2 separate regions of the Homo sapiens genome follow, and region 2 is linked to region 1. The links are chromatin contacts, found by Hi-C or POLR2A ChIA-PET in ENCODE. All regions are on one chromosome and are shown on one strand. The core of a region is the stretch at or near the end of the contact, and the rest is flanking DNA. Distances in the headings are between cores, read along the strand shown. Region 1 holds the start of COL16A1 (collagen type XVI alpha 1 chain). Region 2 overlaps PTP4A2 (protein tyrosine phosphatase 4A2).

What was found. A loop is a pair of places that touch in the nucleus more often than their neighbours do. ChIA-PET counts read pairs that join two places held with the same protein, here RNA polymerase II (POLR2A). Pooled maps may share reads with other maps.
Region 2: a loop to region 1 is called in a pooled map, with 2.0 times the contacts of the local background. The contact joins the enhancer-like site here to the promoter of COL16A1 in region 1. A Hi-C loop is called at or near these places in 2 of 50 pooled maps. POLR2A ChIA-PET finds 5 or more read pairs at or near these places in 4 of 52 experiments (A673, H1, PC-9 and 1 more).

The regions. Positions count from the first base shown.
Region 1 is chr1:31,702,061-31,706,405 of GRCh38, reverse strand. COL16A1 (collagen type XVI alpha 1 chain) reads left to right here and starts at 2,389. Exons shown (of 71, transcript NM_001856.4): 1 at 2,389-2,569; 2 at 4,179-4,285. The coding sequence starts at 4,213. RefSeq lists a silencer at 919-968 and an enhancer at 4,278-4,345.
Region 2 is chr1:31,908,798-31,913,142 of GRCh38, reverse strand. It overlaps PTP4A2 (protein tyrosine phosphatase 4A2), which reads left to right. Exons shown (of 6, transcript NM_080391.4): 4 at 1,317-1,447; 5 at 3,031-3,105; 6 at 4,183-4,345. The coding sequence ends at 4,291. Among named protein-coding and RNA genes, the nearest start is that of PTP4A2, 27 kb to the left of the region's middle. Within about 2 kb of position 2,007, at least 2 of the 41 ENCODE cell types and tissues checked have a DNase peak (open chromatin) inside an H3K27ac peak, as active enhancers do.

The DNA of each region.
Region 1 (4,345 bases), core at 1,140-3,639:
CTGTGTGCACACATGTATGTGCTGCAGGTCTGCAGGCTTCTCTGCTTGCATATCTGAGTAATTATGCCTGTGGTCACATGTATGTTTATGTGCACACATGTCTATGTGTACAGGCATGTGTCTGTGTGTGCACATTCGAGTATATACAGTGCTGTATGCAGGCATTCTGAGAATTATGTACCTGTGTTTGGATATGTCCAGGGATATATTTCTGTGGGGTAATCTGGGCTCTTACATGTGTTTCTGTGTATCTTTGATGTGGAGGCGTATCTTGAGTCTCTACACATCTGTGTGTAACTGTTTCTAGGGCCAGGGTGTGTCTGTGTGAACATGAGTGCCTATACATGCATATGGAGTCTGCGTACTCAAGTGCTGTGCTAGAACTTTACCTGACTGCGTGTTTCTGGATGTGTGCACGTATGTGTGGAAGGGAGGAAGGGGCATGGGCACATTCCTAGACTGTCTATGATAGTGTTTCTAGGCGTAAGGTGTGTCCCAGGCTTGGCTGTTCCTGTGAGCACCCTTGGGGTGCTGTGGGAAGGCATCTGGCTCTCCCTTCTCAGGTTCCTCCATCCCTGGCCCAGCCACCTGCCCTGTCTGGGGCACGGGTGGGAGCTGTCAGGATGGCATGGTGGTTAAGAGCACGTGCTGAGTCTAGGCTGGCTGGACATGAGTTCTGCTCCACCACTGACTAGCTGTGGGATCCCGGGCAAGTTGTGTTTTTCCTGTGCTGCAGGTTTGGGAATAAAAATGGAATTCTGCCTTAAGGCGTTGTTGTAAAGATCGAAGGAGTTAGCATATGTGAAGTTCTCAGCACAGAGCCTGACCTATATGCGCTTCCCACCTCTCCCGAGTGCCCACTGCTGGGGCAGCACCCTCTGGTAGGGCAGGCGGGGCCTGTGCCCACCCACCCCGCAGGCCAGAGTGCTCAGAAGGCCCCACCCCCTCCGCTTCCCGCCTGCTGAGCTCAGCACTTCCCAGGCCCCACCACTGCCACAGCCACATCTGGGGCCAGCTCCTCACTGGGACCACAGTGGGGCGCCTCTGTGGCGTGGTTGGGGTTTCCGCTGACTCAGCGCCTCTGGGTCTGGAGGCGGGAAATCCCAGGCCTGCCCCTACAACCTCCCCCTACCCCGGGTTAGCCGAGGCCACAGGGCTAGGCGCGTTGCTTCCACAGAGCCCCCAGAGCCCCCCTCAACTGGGGACGCTCAGTTTCTCCCTCTTCAGCCCAGCATCTCATGGCCTCTTGAACCTACTTTGTGGATCCTCAGCCTTGGTGCCAATAAATTTGCTTTCGGTCTACAGCGGGAGGAGACCCTTGGTGGGGATTCCACCTTGGTCAACGGCCCTGCCTCTGGGCAGAACTCGGAACATTACCGGCTCCTTCCTCCTCAGAGCTCCAATCTTTCAGCCCAGCTCAATTCCTCTTGCGTCCTTGGACCGTGAATATAAAGCAGGTCCCTCCCCAGTGCTGGTGTAAAGGCTTGAAATCCAGTCCCGTCCCCTGCCAGGGATCACAGTAATAACGATAATAGCAGCAAATATTTACTGAGCTCCTCTCATGTGCCAGACCGTGTGCTAAGCGCTTACAGCCTTTGGCCCATTTCCTGCTTACAGCAAAGGTCTATGAGGCATATACTCTCACGATCCCATCTTCCAGATGAGAAAACGGAGTATGGTTACACAGCACATTTGGAACCGCAAAGCCAGAGCAGGGGCCAGGGATTTGAGCCCTTCCAACCTCATGGAGTAAGGAGGAATAAGGGGACTCCCTCAGTCTCACTTCTCTGGGAGTCAGGCCAGAGCAGAGGGGGTTAATTTAGCACGGAGGAGGGAGGGGGTTCCCACCCTCCTCCTCCCAGTACAGACAGACCTAGGGACAGACTGACTGGGAATGTTAGGCAGAGGAATTGGAAAAAGCTGACCACCGAGGCTTGGGCGGCAGCCACATCATGGGTGCCACGCACTTGGGAGGAGGGTCTCTACCCTGCTCCCTCCACCCCTGTCCCCTCCCCGCCCCCCCACCCCGCAGCCTTCTGGGGGCCCAGCCAGGGACATGGAAAGGGGGAGCTCTTCAAACTCCAGGCCTGACTCTTAAAGGGCCCGCAGGAGCCCCCTTCCAGGGCAGCTCTGGGCACGTAGGGTCCCGCCTAGCTCGAGGATCGCTCACCTGGCGGTGAGGCAGGAGGGGCGGGCCTGGGAGCTCGGCCAGACCCGGGGCGGGGCTGTGCACCCCGCAGTCTAGCCGCCTCTGGTGCCGCTGGAGCCCCCTCTAGGCCCTCCTCCTCCTCCTCCCTGGCGGGCCGGTCCAGCTGTGTTCCATTAGTGTCCCTGGCAGGCCCCCAGCCCCCTGGAACCGCCTCTCTTCCCCCACCCGGAGTGGCCGGCAGTCCCCGGCAGGCGTGCGCCGGGCAGCAGACAGCCGGGAGAGCTCGAGCGCCAGGAAGCTGGGGACCCGTGACCGTCACGGAGAGATAGAGAACCCCTAGCGGACCTGAGGAACCTGGGCTCTGCTTCCTCCGCCTGCTGCCTGGACTGCTCAGTGAGGTGGGGGGATCCCCGGCCACCGGTAAGTAGGGATACAGTGGGCGGCCTCAGGGCTCTGGGCTGAGAGGCCCTTTCTGCCAGACTTGCTGTGTGACCTGAGGAAAGTGGCATTCCCTCTCTGGGCCTTGGTCGTCTTCTCTAGAGCGAGATGAGCTCTAAACTCCATCCTGGTTCTGACTCCCTGCGCCCAAATCTATGCCTCTGTGTTGGGGTGAGCCGTCTCCTTGGAAGCTTCTCTGGCTCTGTCCTTGCAGCCCTGCACTCTGGCTGGAGCCTGAGGAGTGGCGACCAGAGACTAGGAGCCGGAAGGGGACAGGATCACATCCATCCTCACGCCTCCACATGCACCCACATGGCGCCACAGCTGGCAGCCCTTCTATTGGCTGGCAGGAGGAAGACCAGGATAGGGTTTGAGAGCTGGGATGTGTATATCACTAGGATGGGGGATGAATAGGCAGGCTGGGGGCACAGTTCTGTCCCAGGGAGAAGGGGGCTGGAGTCCTATCTCCAAATATATTGGGGTAAGGGGTCCTTTCTGTTTTCATTTCCTATCCATGATTGAGGGAAGGAAAATTGGATTTCATTAGAGTTGGAAGGAATGCAGTCAGACTTGCATTAGAACTTCCCAACAGGAAGACCTACAGGAGGAGTGGTCATAGGCTGGCTGTGCGCATGTGGGTATATGCAAGCTGGTGTGTCTGGGTATATCAGCGAGCATATGTTTCCGTGAGCATGCCTGTGTGCAGATAGCTTTGTATGCACACTGGTACCACATATGTGTCCTTATGTACATGTACCTGCGCATCTGCATGTGCTGTGCTGACACATGCATGGCTCTGTGTTTGTGCACGTGAGCTGCCTGTCCTGGGGGAGGCCAGACGATGTATGGCTCTGCTGGCCACTTGCTGAGCCTGCATCGATTTATCTGGGCCCATCCATCAGGGTTTAATAAAACTAAAAGACAAGCATCCATCAGCTGGGGGCGGGGGTGGCTGGCAATGAGGTCCTGAGCCCTAGAGACCTGCTCTCCTGCCCACTATACCTATGGGGAAAGCTTCCTTGGCCCCCACACAGCCCTATGGAAGGCTGTGGCCCACAATCTCAGCCCAGTCACCAGCCCCTGACCCTGTGGGTGCCTGGGAGGGCTTCCTGGGCTGAGCTGGGTGCGCTAGTAAGGTATCAGGCTGGTATATATACCAGGACAGTGCACAAGATGCTAGACTTGAAATACTTCCACGTGTCTTGAAGAATAGCCTCTTCTTTAAGCCCTCATCACTATTCCAACTTCTCTGGCCTTCTAAGACCTTCTAGACCTCTCCCAATCCAGCAAGTATCCACTGGCACAGCCAGATGCTGCCTGGACACTATTTCAGTGCAGTAGGCAGCTTTCTGCTTTGCCTGAAAGCTGGTATCCGTGCCATACCGGTGGTTAAATATTTTGAATATCGCCTCTGCTCAAATCCTAGCCCAAGGGCTGTGGTTGGGCCTCTGAGAGAGACTGATGCCTGGCCAGACCTCCTGCCACCCCAATACCAGTGCCTGGGCCCCACAGGCTGTCCACGACTTGCCCACGTGTGGAGTTGTGCTGTGTGAACTCAGAAATCCGCCTTCCCGGTCTCTGTGGTTTTCAGGTGCTGTGGCTGTAGCTGACCTCTTTGGACCGGGATGTGGGTATCCTGGGCTCCTGGCCTGTGGCTGCTCGGTCTTTGGGCTACCTTCGGCCATGGGGCAAATACAGGTGAGATGACACAGGAGAGTCACAGTATCACAGGCCTGCAACTGGTATCCTGGGGTGCTG
Region 2 (4,345 bases), core at 758-3,257, 210 kb before region 1:
GGTGGTTTTAGCTGTATCAATTTGAGGTTCAGATGTTTCTAAATGATTAATGATTTTTTTAAAAATAGACACTACTTATATGAGTAAGTGAAGCATGTTTTATATTGTTTCTTAACTAGGTGCATTTTAGGGAGTATTAGAGGAAGTAAGCTCTTGACTAAGGTACTGGTTTTATTGCTATTTACAGTTAAACTCTCTAGTGACATTTATAATAACACAGTCCTTTAATTATGGGGCGTAGTTGTCAACTCAATCATGTACTGTTTTGGCTAATGGGCTACATGAAGTGTTCTAGTGGTGCCAATAATGAATGCAGAATCAATTTAATGCTCTGTCACTTTTCTCTTTTTCCTCCCCTAATATCTTAAAGTGTCCTTATCCAATCTCATTAGAATAGCCTTATGTTTTTAAAAAAATTCCTAACAGTGTTTTTGCATTTCTATCTTTGAAGCTTAGATGGCAGGAGGGAAGGCTTGTAAAATGTCAGCCCCCAGTCCCCCTCCTCCACTCCCCATTTGTGTTGGTTTCTTAGGACCTCTTGCTAAGTAGTGAGGAAGATAAACCCCTGCCTATACTGTGAATGCTCGTGGGATTAGTCTTAATTGAAAGATAGCCCAAATAGGTGAATACAGAAAGAGAAAGGGATACTTGACAAAATGGTCTCCATTTGCCCAGGACCCTGTCATGCAGCCCTGTCCTTGTTAAATGGGGACATATATAATTTAGTAAGCACTTTAAAAATACTCACTGCTTGCCTTTTAATAAGCACAAAGATGGTAGTTTGTTTCTGTTATGATTTACTAACTATTGGAGATTTCTTATCAGATAACCTTTCTCTAAAGATGTCATAACTTAGTTATCTTGAATTATAATCTTCAATTATCTGTAGAGACCAATGAGACACCAGTTGGTATGCTTTGCCAGAGTGGACTTTTAAATCATGTTGACATGTGCTGTGTCCTCTGTTACTTTGTCTTGGCTTTAATTACAGTTTTGTCTATTATGTCTAATTACTACTCTATTCAGATATCATTTTTGGGAGAACACTAGCTCTTATGACTCTGATAGAGATTTCTGTAAGTTTTTGTAAATTCAGATGTGTGCGACACTGCATTGAGAAGGGTAATTTATTTGGCAAACTTTAATTTCAATCCTGGATCATTTTACAGCAATGATCAGAATTGTGTTAACAATAGGTATATATAGTGCAGTTAGTTCAGTTAGGCCTGCCGTGTGTACTGTGTGCAGGTATTCTGTATTAGGATGTTAATCATGGAGAAAATATCAATTTAATGTAAAAGGTCATTTCTTTTCAGGATTGGCCATTTGATGATGGAGCTCCACCCCCTAATCAGATAGTAGATGATTGGTTAAACCTGTTAAAAACCAAATTTCGTGAAGAGCCAGGTTGCTGTGTTGCAGTGCATTGTGTTGCAGGATTGGGAAGGTAAACTCTTACCTTTATTACCCTTTTTGTCTGAATTCATTACCATGCCTAAGTTAGTTGAAAGTTTCACTTTGGTAGACATTTGCATATATTATACTAAATAACATTAAATTACCTGAAAGGAAAGGAAATGAGAGGAAAAACTAGTGTAATGATTTCTCAAAAGAGCCTGTTCATTTCATCTGGTTGTCTGATTCTGATGCCAGCCTGGATTGTGGGTGTTTTATTTTTCTCCCTATTTCAAGTAATCAAAAGTTCAGGTCACTGAAATTGGCAACAAAATTAAAATAATTTTAGAGTTTGATGAATCTATACATGGTTAATTTTGGACTGAGATGAATGGGAAGTTAATAGATAGCAGATATCTGAACTTTAAACTCTTGAAAGAAGATGTATGGACAAGAATTGACTTTGATCTTAAAACCTTTTCCCCTGAGCATTGCTTAGAATGGTGTTGCAACGCTGTCATCAGCAGCAGATTAAATGCCAATTTAGGATGCACACTTTGACTCAAAACATTAGTGTAGGCTGCCATTGCCTCAAGGTGGTGATTACTCAAGCTGTTAGTTCTGCTCTGCCCTTTTGTTTGCTATTTCCTTTTTTGTAGTGTGGTACTGTTTGTTCATAAGGTTAGAAGTTTTAGTCCTTATCCTGAAGGTTGAAGATAATGTTGTAACGTGAGTTGGCAGTTTTATAACTAGTAGCTATCCTAGTTTTAGGTAGCCCAAAATTGGTGCCCTGTAATGGGCTTTATAAAAACATCATTTCCTTTGTTAAATTTTTTTAAAAAGATAGAACTTCTTCTAGTCATCAATTCTTGGGCATTTTCCTAGCTCATCAAAAGGATTTTCTTGAAAACGTCTAGCACCTTTTTAGCATTTGATAAGGAAATATTAAAATCAATTGGTAATGAAAATTCTGACACATTGGAGATAAGTAATATGTTTGGTCATTTATTTTACTGTGATAATGGCTAAAGGCCAATGAAGGATTTTTGATCATATCTAGTGATGAGAGAATTTAATATATAATGTGATGTTTTAAAGAGTAAAGATTTCTTAAGGTTTAGAATTTAGTGCTTTACTAAAAGTAGATAATCAGGCTGGGCGCTATGGTTCACGCCTGTAATCCCAGCACTTTGGGAGGCGGAGGCAGGCAGATTGCTTGAGCCTAGGAGTTCAAGAGCAGACTGGGTAACACGGAGAAACCCCGTCTCTACTAACTATTAAAAATCAAAAATTAGCTGGGCATGGTGGCGGGCACCTATAGTCCGAGCTATTTGAGGAACTGAGGCAGGAGGATCACCTGAGCTTTGGGAGGTTGAGGCTGCGGTGAGCCGTGATTGTGCCACTGCACTCTGGCCTGGGTGATAGAGCGAGACCCTGTCCCCTGCCCCGCCAAAAAAAAAAATCATAGAATTAATGATGATGAGATATATTTACTGTATTAGGCAGATACCAGCTACTTTAGTATACAGGAAAAAGAAAGCTCATGCGTTGCATTGGTAATATGCAGTTACAGGTTTTTAAAAATCCTTTCACTCCAAGACTTATGGATACTTACATACAGGTTTCTTTCTGCAGGGCACCTGTGCTGGTTGCACTTGCTTTGATTGAATGTGGAATGAAGTACGAAGATGCAGTTCAGTTTATAAGACAGTGAGTATGAAGTTTTTGTGTTCAGAAACACAGAAAGCAAGATCATGCATGAGGAAGGAATTATGGAAGGGATATTCATTTATAGTATGGGATAATTTGCTTTTTTTGGCTTGAAGTATTATTTGAAGATGTAAAAAATTTAGAGCAAGTGATAGAGACTCAGTACAGCTGGTTTCCAGATTCAAAAGTTTTCTAATTTGGACATTATAGACTGTGTCCAGTATATTGTTTTGAGTATCTAGGAATCTCAAAAATGCCCCTTTTAATAGATTCCAAATACCTTCCAAATATAATTCTCTGTTAGGAGGAGGCAAGAAGAATGTGTAGAGGAGCAGTTAATCACCTGAGACTCTTTTTTTTTTTTTTGAGATGGAGTCTCGCTCTGTTGCTCAAGCTGGAGTGCAGTGGCTCAATCTCGGCTCACTGCAACCTCTGCCTCCTGGGTTCAAGCGATTCTACTGCCTCAGCCTCTCAAGTAGCTGGGACTACAGGCACGCACCACCACGCCCAGCTAATTTTTGTATTTTTAGTAGACGGGGTTTCACCATGTTGGCCAGGATGATCTCAATCTCCTGATCTCGTGATCCGCCCACCTCGGCCTCCCAAAGTGCTGGGATTACAGGCGTGAGCCACCACGCCTGGCCTCACCTGGGACTCTTAAGTGATCTATTCAGGGACAAAATCAGGATGGTAGTGCACAGACAGGATCTTGACATTGATCTGGAATAACGAATCATGCTATTTTGTTATCCAGAATTCTTTGACAATTTTTGTCTTGCCCTTTCCCTTTCAACCCTTCCTTTAAAAAAAGAAAACGAAAGTAGAAACTATTCTGATCTTTATTAAATGGTTAATAGACTATAATGACAGTCAGCAAGAAAAATTTTTCTATTCCTTCTAGGAGGGCTTAGAAAGTTCATGTTGCAACTTAGCTCTTTAAGAATTGTTGTAGTATGGGAAATATGCTGGTTTTCAGCTGTGTGGAATTAGAAAGGCTTTAGGATGTAAATAATGCATTTCAGTGAATCAGACAGCTCTTTTTTTACATGATAAAGTTTGCCATTCTTGTATTTTCAGAAAAAGAAGGGGAGCGTTCAATTCCAAACAGCTGCTTTATTTGGAGAAATACCGACCTAAGATGCGATTACGCTTCAGAGATACCAATGGGCATTGCTGTGTTCAGTAGAAGGAAATGTAAACGAAGGCTGACTTGATTGTGCCATTTAGAGGGAACTCTTGG